2 separate regions of the Homo sapiens genome follow, and region 2 is linked to region 1. A link is a loop called in an ENCODE intact Hi-C map of the cell type or tissue named here. Cell type or tissue: endothelial cell of umbilical vein. All regions are shown on one strand.

Region 1 (5,000 bases):
ATCCAAGTGGGCAGTGGCAGGGATAGCACACATTTTCTACTGTAGGCCTGCCATACTCCATAAGAGCATCAAGACTTCATTTACTCCAAAGAGACTTCCAGAAATGCAACTTTTGGGTTTCTAAGATTAGCGTCAAAATCATGGAGTTACCCAACCTCTAAGAAAACCCCTACATATTTAGTGATAAGTAGGTAGGAAATCTAACTGTCAAAGTCAAGTCAAGCCGACCTCCCCTACACTTTACATACCAAAAGAGCATGCCTCAGATCATGAATAAAGTCTTTCTGGATACCAGGAGTATAGCAGAACTCTCCTTACTAAAGAAAATATCTTCTATTAATTATGATGTATGCAATGCTTTGTTGCTAGTGAAAATGAAAACTAGGTCAGGCACGGTGGCTCATACCTGTAATCCCAGCACTTCGGGAGGCCAAGGCGGGCAGATCACGAGGTCAGGAGATCGAGACCATCCTGGCCAACATGGTGAAACCCCATCTCTACCAAAAATACAAAAATTAGCTGGGTGTGGTGGTGCGTGCCTATAATCCCAGCTACTCAGGAGGCTGAGGCAGGAGAATCACTTGAACCAGGGAGGCGGAAGTTGCAGTGAGCCAAGATTGTGCCACTGCACTCCAGCCTGGCGACAGAGCAAGAATACATCTCAAAAAAAAAAAAAAAAAAACTAATACAATCATTCCCCTTGAGGACAGAGTCATGGACTATATCATTCCCTCGGAATAACTTTAACTGGAAGTGATTTCAAGAATCCAACTAAAGCAGAGAAGAGAGTAACAAATGTCACATTAAAAAAACAATTATTTTATATTCTCAAAAGAAAAAAGATTTATGAAAGCCCCCATGTTTTACTATTAATCAAATTTTTCCACATTTTTCTATTTTGTCTTCAAAAGACAGAGTGAACCCCTCATATTTTCTTTGTCAGGATGGATACCACAATATTTTGGGGACAACACATAATGAATAAGATTCACAGCTACATTATGGAATATCTTATTTATTCATAAGAATAAATAAAGAACAGCATTAATCATATTAACTGCTTTAATCTTTACAGGTTAGGCTATTTTTTAACAGCTCACTTTAAGGGAGAGAAAAAATCTTACATTAAAGATTAAAAACTTTTATAAGCATGTCTGCTATAAGCATTATGATTTCCTTCCTCCTGTTTGCATAGATAAGTTGGGTGTCTCACTTACAAATGAAGTCAAAACTCTTTGTTAACAACTATAGAATCAAACCTTGGTTCAAAACCACCATCTTAGCTCTAAGATTTACAAAACCTCACTATCTTTGTTTAAAACACTGATAATTAAAAATTATAGCTAGAAGCACTTATTATTAGGGTTTTAGAAGAAAATCAATATCAAACTTGCCATGCAATGTGAGAATAAGCACAGGCTTTTGCCTTAACTGGTTTTTAACTGAATTACTAATGTTTCAATTAACAAGTACTACAGAGAACTACAGCACCATCATCACCCTTAGCAAACAGGAGGACATAGTTACTTTTCCAGATGTCTCTGGTTGTCATGGTACCCTCTTAGGCTCTTTTCCCACATTTTTATTCTAGGTAACAAACCTGCAATCATTTACTCTAACTTATAACATAGTTATATGAAGATTTTATATGTTCCTGATATAGACTGTGCACACACCTGTTGAACAGAATAAAAAATGCAGCATAAGAAGTTCCTTAGATTAACACTTAGACTTCCTATTAAAAAGAGGATTGAATTTTTAGTTCACATACTTGATAAAAAACAGATGTCATGAATTTTATATTTTCCACATAATTTATTTCAGAAAAACCTATCTTCAGATTAATATTCTTTTGTAAAAAATATTTTCGAGTACACATTTCTAAACAATATTTCTACACCTGAAGTAAAATCACTTGCCTTTTTAGCGGTGCTATACCCATATTTAGATGAAAAAACCTGCTCACAAAAAACATTAAGTATTTGAGAAAAATACCTGAAATTTCATAACATTTTTGTAAACAAGCAACCAAAATAAACACACCAAAAATTTCAAATGTTTATATTACATTCTGTGGAAGTAATGTTTAAACATCTTACTTTTCAGGGATTAATTTTTATCCTTCAATGACGACTTCCCAAAAACAGAGCAGGGTAACATTAATCACGCTGTGGGATCAATGCTTATGTACCATTCTCTCTTTTAATTAAATCAAAGTCTCTTCAATATACAACATCTGCTGTCAAGCCCTTTGGATGTAAAACAAATACACACACACAAACACACACACAGGCTGGTATTCTTAATGATGTTTGGGAAGTTAAAAGTGGTGTATCCTCCTTCCCCAGGAGCAACAGGAGGACTTTGCACTCTCTTCTAGAACAGCGTTCTCTCCCTCTGGGATAAAGGAAAACATAATATTCACATACTCAAAATGCAAATGCAGCTAAAGTTTTTTATCAACTGCACTTCTCTACACACATATGATGCCTATATTAATTTCACTGGAGTGCTTTTATTGCACTAATTAGACAGTGAAGAGGAGCTGACACATGGGAAAACTTGTCTGAACGCTGTATATGTTAAGCAGTAGGATTACAAGCACCTGGGATATTCTTGCTATTCTCTGTATGCAAATGACATCCTGCAAACAATTAAACGCTCCCATTAAAATGGTGGGGGTGTGGGATGGAAAGAGCAAGTGCTAAGAGAGTAAAAATATGGCATGCCCTTTCTATTCCGCCCTCATTCAGCGGAGGCCGAGTACCTTCGACATGCTGCACAGACAGACCCTTGGGAACGTACACAGGAGTCACAATACACTCGACAACGTCTCACACGCTCTGTTAACTGCAAAACTCTTATGATCTAACAGCGAGCCCCCTCGCCTCTCGAACATGTTTTCAATTTTTGCAGAGCCGCCAGAGACGTCAGGAGACCCTCCCCTGCTGAAGGGAGGGAAGACGTTCCTTCTCGCCCTTCCTCACAGCCCCCAGCACTCTATTTCATTAGAAGCGGCGCCACAAGTTCCCTGGCTCTCACCCTTAGGGAGGCAAGTTCAGCACCATGGAAAGGGCTCAAGTCGCGTGCGAAGGGAGAAAAGAAAGCAAAGACTGGGGCTCTCCCCCGGCCACTCACCGGCGTCTGCTGCGACGGGAGTCCCGAGCGTTTGGTGGACCCCTGCTTGGAACTTAACCTTTTCCACGACTCGGCAAACCTGCCCCGGCTGGCGCTCCGGCTGCGTCTGCGGCTCTCCGCGTTGTCCTCGCGGTCGGAGCAGCCCCGCTCCATTTCCGCCGCATCCCTCCACTTCTTCCCCATGAGAAGTTCGCCTCCCTCGGCCGGGAAACAGCCCAGCGCCGAGCGCTCTCGCTGGCTCCTCGCCGCGGGTCTCCCTCCAGCCTGCGCGCGGCTCTCGGTTGGCGCTGCCTTTGCCTCCGCCGGCTCCTGCCAGAGCCCCGCGCTCCGTTACCGCCGCCGCCACCAGGCTGCGCTTGCGCCCGCGATTGGCTCAACTGTGGGCTGGGGCTGCGAGCGCCACCTGCGCCCGAGCCAGCTTTCTTTTGCGTCCCCAAATTGCTCTCCACCCGGCAGCCGCCGCCTTCTCTGGAGAGTGCAGGGCCCACGCCTGAGGCTGTTGATGCGCCGCAGGGTAGCGCTCCCAGCGGTCACCTCACCCTGCCCAGGACCCCAGACCAGGGGACCCACTTCCCCCCACCCCGAGCTGCGTGTGGAAGCCTAGGTTACCCGCACTGGATGGGTGGAGACTGCAGTTGACTTAGAAAAAGACAGGAAGGGGCAACTTTGTTCTTCCTGCTCCCTTTCTTCCCCTCTCTCTGCAACAACAACTCGCTCCTAAGTATCCTTGGGGAGAGTGGAGCTTCATCCCCTTGTCAGATGCCGCACTTATTTCTTCTCCAGCTTGCTCAGACTAGCCCACTGGGTCTCAGACTTGGCTGCACACTGGAGTTACCTGGATCTTTTTTCTCTTTCTCTTTTTTAAATGGTGATATTCCCCAGAGTCTAATTTAATTGGCCTGGCTGTGGCCTGGGAATCAGGATATTTAAAAGCTCCCAAGGTGATTCTAGCTGCTCCATCCCCATCAGCAATTAAGGGCCTTCAAGGGCCTGTACTGTGGCGGTAAGGCAGAGGAGGATTCTTGGGAAGGGAAGGCTGTTACTTCTCCTTACCTCAACTCATTTCTCTTTCCGGGGTAGGAATGGGGTATTCAGTTTCCCCTCTCACCCTGGGCGGTTAAGCAGCGAGGAGGACATGAGACGGATTCGTGGTGGAGCTCCTGTGTGTTGTGTATTCTGTGACCCCTGCACCTTGTTGTTCTTTCATGTTTTTGCCTTCTGCTCATTAGGACAGCCGGCTGGCCCTCATGAGTTTTGTGTCAGTTATTTTACCAGACTGAGCTGTCCACATGTCCTTGATCAAATGAGAGAGGGCAGTTGGGGGCATCACAAATTAACAAAACCTGAAAACAATGGCTTTACTCACCATTAAAGGGAGTGATGCCTAAAATCTCTCCCGGTTGAAAAGGGCCGTCTGGTTGCTTATCTGTTGCAATGGCAACAGATGTATTTTCATTTCTTTCTGAAATCAAGCATTCTCTGTCCTATTTGAATATTGCCAGATCTTCCCAGGAGGCAAAGGTGAAGAAGGATTAAGAGGGAAGGGGAGAGGGTGAGAAATGCTGTGGGAAAATTGGTGTTGTGGCACTAGCTGTAAAAATCATAATCTGAGTTGCAGTGGTCAGTGTGATTAAGCAGAGGTTCTGAAACTGGCTAGTTTACGGGAATGGAATACAGAGCTCTAAAATCCCACAGCTGTGCCCCTGTGTGTAGTGTTACATGAATATTAATCCTGCCATTTTAAGTAAAAGAGACTCACAGGGCATACATCCTATCTTTTTAAACAACCCTCTGTGTCTAGAAATCACACACCCATATTAAACAAAATAAGACTCTAAACAATGTTTGCAGCACACAACGCC
Region 2 (5,000 bases), 59 kb after region 1:
GTCAGTGTAGGTTCATCAGTTGTTAACAAATGTACCACTCTGGTGGGGAATATTGATAATGGAGGAGGCTATGCATGTGTGGGGGGCAGGATATATATAAGAAATATTACCTTCTTCTCAATTTTACTGTGAACCTGAAATGTCCCTGGAAAAATAAATTCTTTAAAATCTATGAAGATGGAAATGATCATGGAATTGATCAAATAATAATATAATATGCATTTTTTAAATTCATAATCAGGAAAATTGGGCTTTAGTCTACAAATAGGTTTTTGTTTGTTTGTTTGTTTGTTTTGGTTTATTTGTTTAGAGATTGAGTCTTGCTTCATCACCCAGACTGGAGTGCGGTAGCGTGATCATGGCTCACTGTAATCTTGAACTCTTGGGCTCAAGTGACAAATAGGTTTTGAGGATATTTGTATAAGCATAAACATCTTCTAGATAATTTCAAAATAGAACAGAAGTATATCAGTTCTTACCACAGTAAAATTTTTAAAAGATTTTAAGTATACCAATGTATATTAATAGGCAAAAAGGAACAAGAAAAAAAAGAGTACCTTCAACATCCCCTTCATGTAGTTAAGGTAATTTTCCTTTCTGATGTGCAGTTGACATGTTTAAAGACCAGTCATTTCGTTGGACAGTTTTCTTTTACAATTAGGACCTTTACTTAGGTTAATCTTGACAAAGCTTGGCTTATCTTCACATGCAATAACAATCACTGCTTACTATGCTTTCAAAATGTGCTTTATGAAACAAAGAGGCCATGGTAAATGTCCATTTTCAAATGGAATAACATTTCCATTTCACCCAAGTTTTGTCAGGGAATTTGTCAGGGAATTAAGCATTAGGTCTACCAAGAGCCATAACATAAATTTTGACATATTAAATAGGGACCAGTGACTAGGAGACACTCTAATAATGTCCCTTCCATGATACTTAGATAAAATCCACTCCAGATCTGCAACTTCTTTCAGAAGAATTTGGCCTCGCTATGCACTAATAATATAATGGTCATTTGGGGGCAAAATTTATTCAAGGTACTCATTTATACTACATGTGCCATGCAGTCCCGCATGCTCTTCTTCATGCTTCCGTTGTTAACTATGATCTCCTCTTGCCCTTTTTAAATATATCAGCACTACGCATGTAAATGTTCTGAAAGTATCCCTAATATTAAATGGTTTCTTTTTGTTTCCAGTTTACCTGCCTAACATTAATATGAGAAGATTACATGGTACCTTGCAGACAAAAAACCACTCTACACTAGTGTGGTAGGCAAGAATGGCCCTAGATAAAATCATGAAATAAATACCCTTATTCCTGCAACCCTTCTATACCAACATTCCTCTGTAATTCCTTGTGCCCCTAGAATCTCAGGGTTCTCAATTAATCCTGGTTACAAAGAATAGTGGACTGATTAATATTCTCACATTGAATCATCCTGTAACTTCCACAGAGTTGGAAGTTATAAACACAAAGGAATAAATTCCTAATGGTGGAATTTCAAACCTGAACTACATATTACTTAAGGAGTTATTTTGTGGTGTGGGGCTTTCTTTTTGCCCCTCCAAGCATACCATCTAAATGACTACTCATTTCACCCCCACATAAGAATAGCAATGGTTCCATTATGCAGGCAGGCTTTCCAGATAAGATCTAAAGCAGCTTTCTAGAATTCTTCTTATTCCATTAACTTCACTAGCAAGAAACAGTCAGGAGCAAAATTCAGTCCTGTTCTGCCCTTTCCAGGCCTGAAAGTTGCATGTAATCTAAGATTGATGGGCGAAGTGACATGATTCTGGCCCATATGTCAACTGCAAAGATTCCATACTATATCCCCCCTTGATGGAGTTAGGGTAATCCAGGAAACAACCATAATCTGGGTAGAGGGCATTCTGGAGAAGGTAGGACATGTGCAGGACTCTCATAGCTGAAAGAACATAATCCCAGGGCAGGAGAGTAGGCTTTTATAGGTAACTGTTCCCAGTGATGGGGACAGTGAAGAAAGATATGTATGTCAGAGGAAAATACCTTGGATGTTGATCTTCAGCTTCTAAGAAGAAGATCTGAGCTCTTAGGGGCCAGATGGCTATCTCCAGTATCCAGACTGACACTAAGGTACACCACATCCTCATGAGTAGGGAGTCAACAGCAGAGTGCTGAGTTAGAACATCGCTTTGTGGCAATGAAGAATGCCCTTGAAGACATGGTACGCCCCATTACTCAGTGCCTTACTATGCCAAAGCAATGGCAGGAAAAGCTTTGTTTCCTTGAAGGCATGGGTACTTTTCATTCATTTTGCCAATAATAACTGGCCAGAGAACTGACTGTACGTTCCTACTGTTTCAGCTGCCTGGAGACTTTGAACAAAGACTGTAGTTAAATTATTACAAAGAATTGAGGTTTTATAGTATACAAATTTGTTCTCATTTGTCTCAGTCTTGATTTCTTACTCAAATTGTGTTTTTGAAATCATTCTTTTCTTTTTATTGTTTCTTTGCTTGTAATATGTTATTTTTAAAGATACAGTTGTCTTAGGTCACTCCTATGTCAAATATTTTGCCTAATGAAGCAGAAGAGGTGGTAAGAGAAATATCTAGATACCACAATAATAAGACATGTCACCTCTTATCTCTCTCAGACAGTTCTACTTCTTAGCAGAAAGGTCCAATGAAGTGCACAGCAAAGTATGGGCTCATGACCACATTCAAAAAATCCCCTCAAGTGTTTATTTTAAATGCCTATTTTCAGGTTCATCCAACACACGCTGAACCAGGAACTTCGGGGTGAGTCCCAGGAATTTAAGGTTTCAATAAGCAATGCTTAATATACTAATTGCATTCAAGTTAGAGGACCAGTGGTCTAAGGAAAAGACCTCACACTCTCCTTGCATGTCCTAGACAAAAGCTAAAGCAACTTTAGTTTTAAGAATCTGAATTTGAACTTGGAGGATGGGTCTTGCCTTATACTGCTTTATCATCTAAATATCATGAGATTTCTTAATATAAGTTAGTCAGAACTTTAACTTCTAAAATTCTATCTTTCAATTAGTATTATGATAATCATACAAATGTAAGGCTTAGTTGAATACCAGCTTACAAAATCGAAATGACTCATGTTTTAACTTGGTGAAGAGCACCTATATGTTTACAAAAAATTCAAGAGACAGCAAAAGTCCTGGCATCACTTTTGCCATTGTTGGCAGCTATAGGTCATCTGCCAATGTTTTGCCTATCTCCAAAAGTATTTAGTGCTAGGGAACCATGACTGCATTTCATTTGCCTGATGCCACATCAAATTAGTTCCAATAATGATAATGGTTTGGTACTATTATGTGCAAACCAAATGGTTTTGTGTCACCTGTTTACCTGTTTTATAAGAACAATGGATCTCTGTAGTTAGACCTGAATATTTACACTAATTATGTTTTCATTTTCATTTGTGTTTAGGTAACAGGAGTGAGAAAAATGTTTATTAGCTCTCAAATAGAGGTAAAAACACTAATTAAAGAGGAAAAGGTGAAATGTTATTCCAGTCAAATGCTAATCTAATCTAATAACAATTAGAGCATTTGTAGCAAATGGAAACATCTCAGAGTAAGAATGCTATTATCATTTTAAAATCATATGGTACTCTTCTCTGCTAATCATTAATTAATCTTGCACTCTGTTATCACCAACTTGATGATCCCATTTGAAACCAGTTGAGCCTGTGCCTTGCACATTTTGCCAGAAAATTTGCTATGCTAAACTTATTCTTATACTGCTAGATCATAAGTCTGCTAAAAGTCAAACCTTAAATCAACTGGCAGATTATAGTTTACAACTTTATGAATGCCCTTTATAAGCTATCAAAGCCATTTGTAGACTTTTACGAAGCAACAGAGTGTAATGAAGTTATTTTGGGTGGAAGTCGATGTGCTAAATGGAATCAGCTGACCCACGATTTATCCAAGAGTTTGTTAAGTAAGCATGTCAGCCTCTACTTAGATGGTGAGAAATAACTGCAGTGTCTCTAAAGGTATTCTACTTGTAAAAAATTCTGTGTTCCTCTGTCTCTCTCTACCTCTAATTGTACATTTTCTATTCCCTCTCTCTAGTAACTCTACCATGTACTTAACAATTTAACTCTAGAAAATTCAGCATGCAAATTGGTCTCATGAAGAATGATTGTCATAATAACTAATATTTTGGCCAAGAATGAAGATAGACAGAGCTAAAAAGAGCCCAACACACAGTGAGGAGCCAAGTTCAATCAGACCTAGGACTTGAAGCGCAGTTGCTCAGCCAAGTGCAGCCTAGTTCATCTGACTCAGCTGACTCACACTCTACATGCAGGAAGAATAAAAATAAATGAATCACTGTGTTATAGGAGTAGTTTGTTGCACAACAATGGCTGACTGACACAGATCTTCTGTGAAGTAAGACAATTTGCCTAACAGTAGACTTTCCAACAGCAATGATGAAGCTAGAAGTCAATAAAATAATATTTCCAATGTGCTGAGATAAAATAATAGCCAACCTAGAATTCTATAACCCAAACAACTATTTCTAAATAGTTAGATGAACAAGAAAAAAGTGCATTTGCAATCAACAGACATTCACCAAAGAAACATCCAGAAGGAAATATATGGTCCCTAGAAGGAAAGTCTGAGAAAAGAATGGTGAGCAAAGAAGTTGGGAAATATGTAGTTATAATAAACAAACATGGGTGGCATAAAATATTTAGTCTGAATTACAAGGTTTTTACCTAAAAGATAGAATTAAAATACTAGGCAGTATCCTAATGAAACTAACATTTCTGGCATTCTTATAATACTCAAGAGAAGACTAAGGTAGTATCTGATACGGTTTGGCTGTGTCCCCACCCAAATCTCATCTTGAATTGTAGCTCCCATAATTCCCATGTGTTGTGGGAAGGACCCAGTGAGAGATAATTGAATCATGGGGGCACTTACCCTCATACTGTTCTCATGGTAGTGAACAAGTCTCATGAAA

The links. Hi-C counts contacts between places; a loop is a spot of excess contacts. Peaks named below come from ENCODE experiments on the same cell type or tissue, not always from the same donor. Only the 100,000 strongest peaks of a DNase experiment are listed, where the experiment ranks them.
Region 2: a loop joins it to region 1, with 4 times the contacts of the local background. A loop is called at or near these places in 1 of 110 quality-filtered maps.

What each region holds. Positions count from the first base shown.
Region 1 is chr9:71,443,515-71,448,514 of GRCh38, forward strand. It overlaps a transcript of TRPM3 not described here. Among named protein-coding and RNA genes, the nearest start is that of CEMIP2, 320 kb to the right of the region's middle. In endothelial cell of umbilical vein, no CTCF peak of the experiment used is centred here; a DNase peak (open chromatin) is centred at 3,107; H3K4me3 peaks cover 375 bases; H3K27me3 peaks cover 488 bases.
Region 2 is chr9:71,502,682-71,507,681 of GRCh38, forward strand. No RefSeq gene overlaps it. Among named protein-coding and RNA genes, the nearest start is that of CEMIP2, 260 kb to the right of the region's middle. In endothelial cell of umbilical vein, no CTCF peak of the experiment used is centred here; no DNase peak of the experiment used is centred here.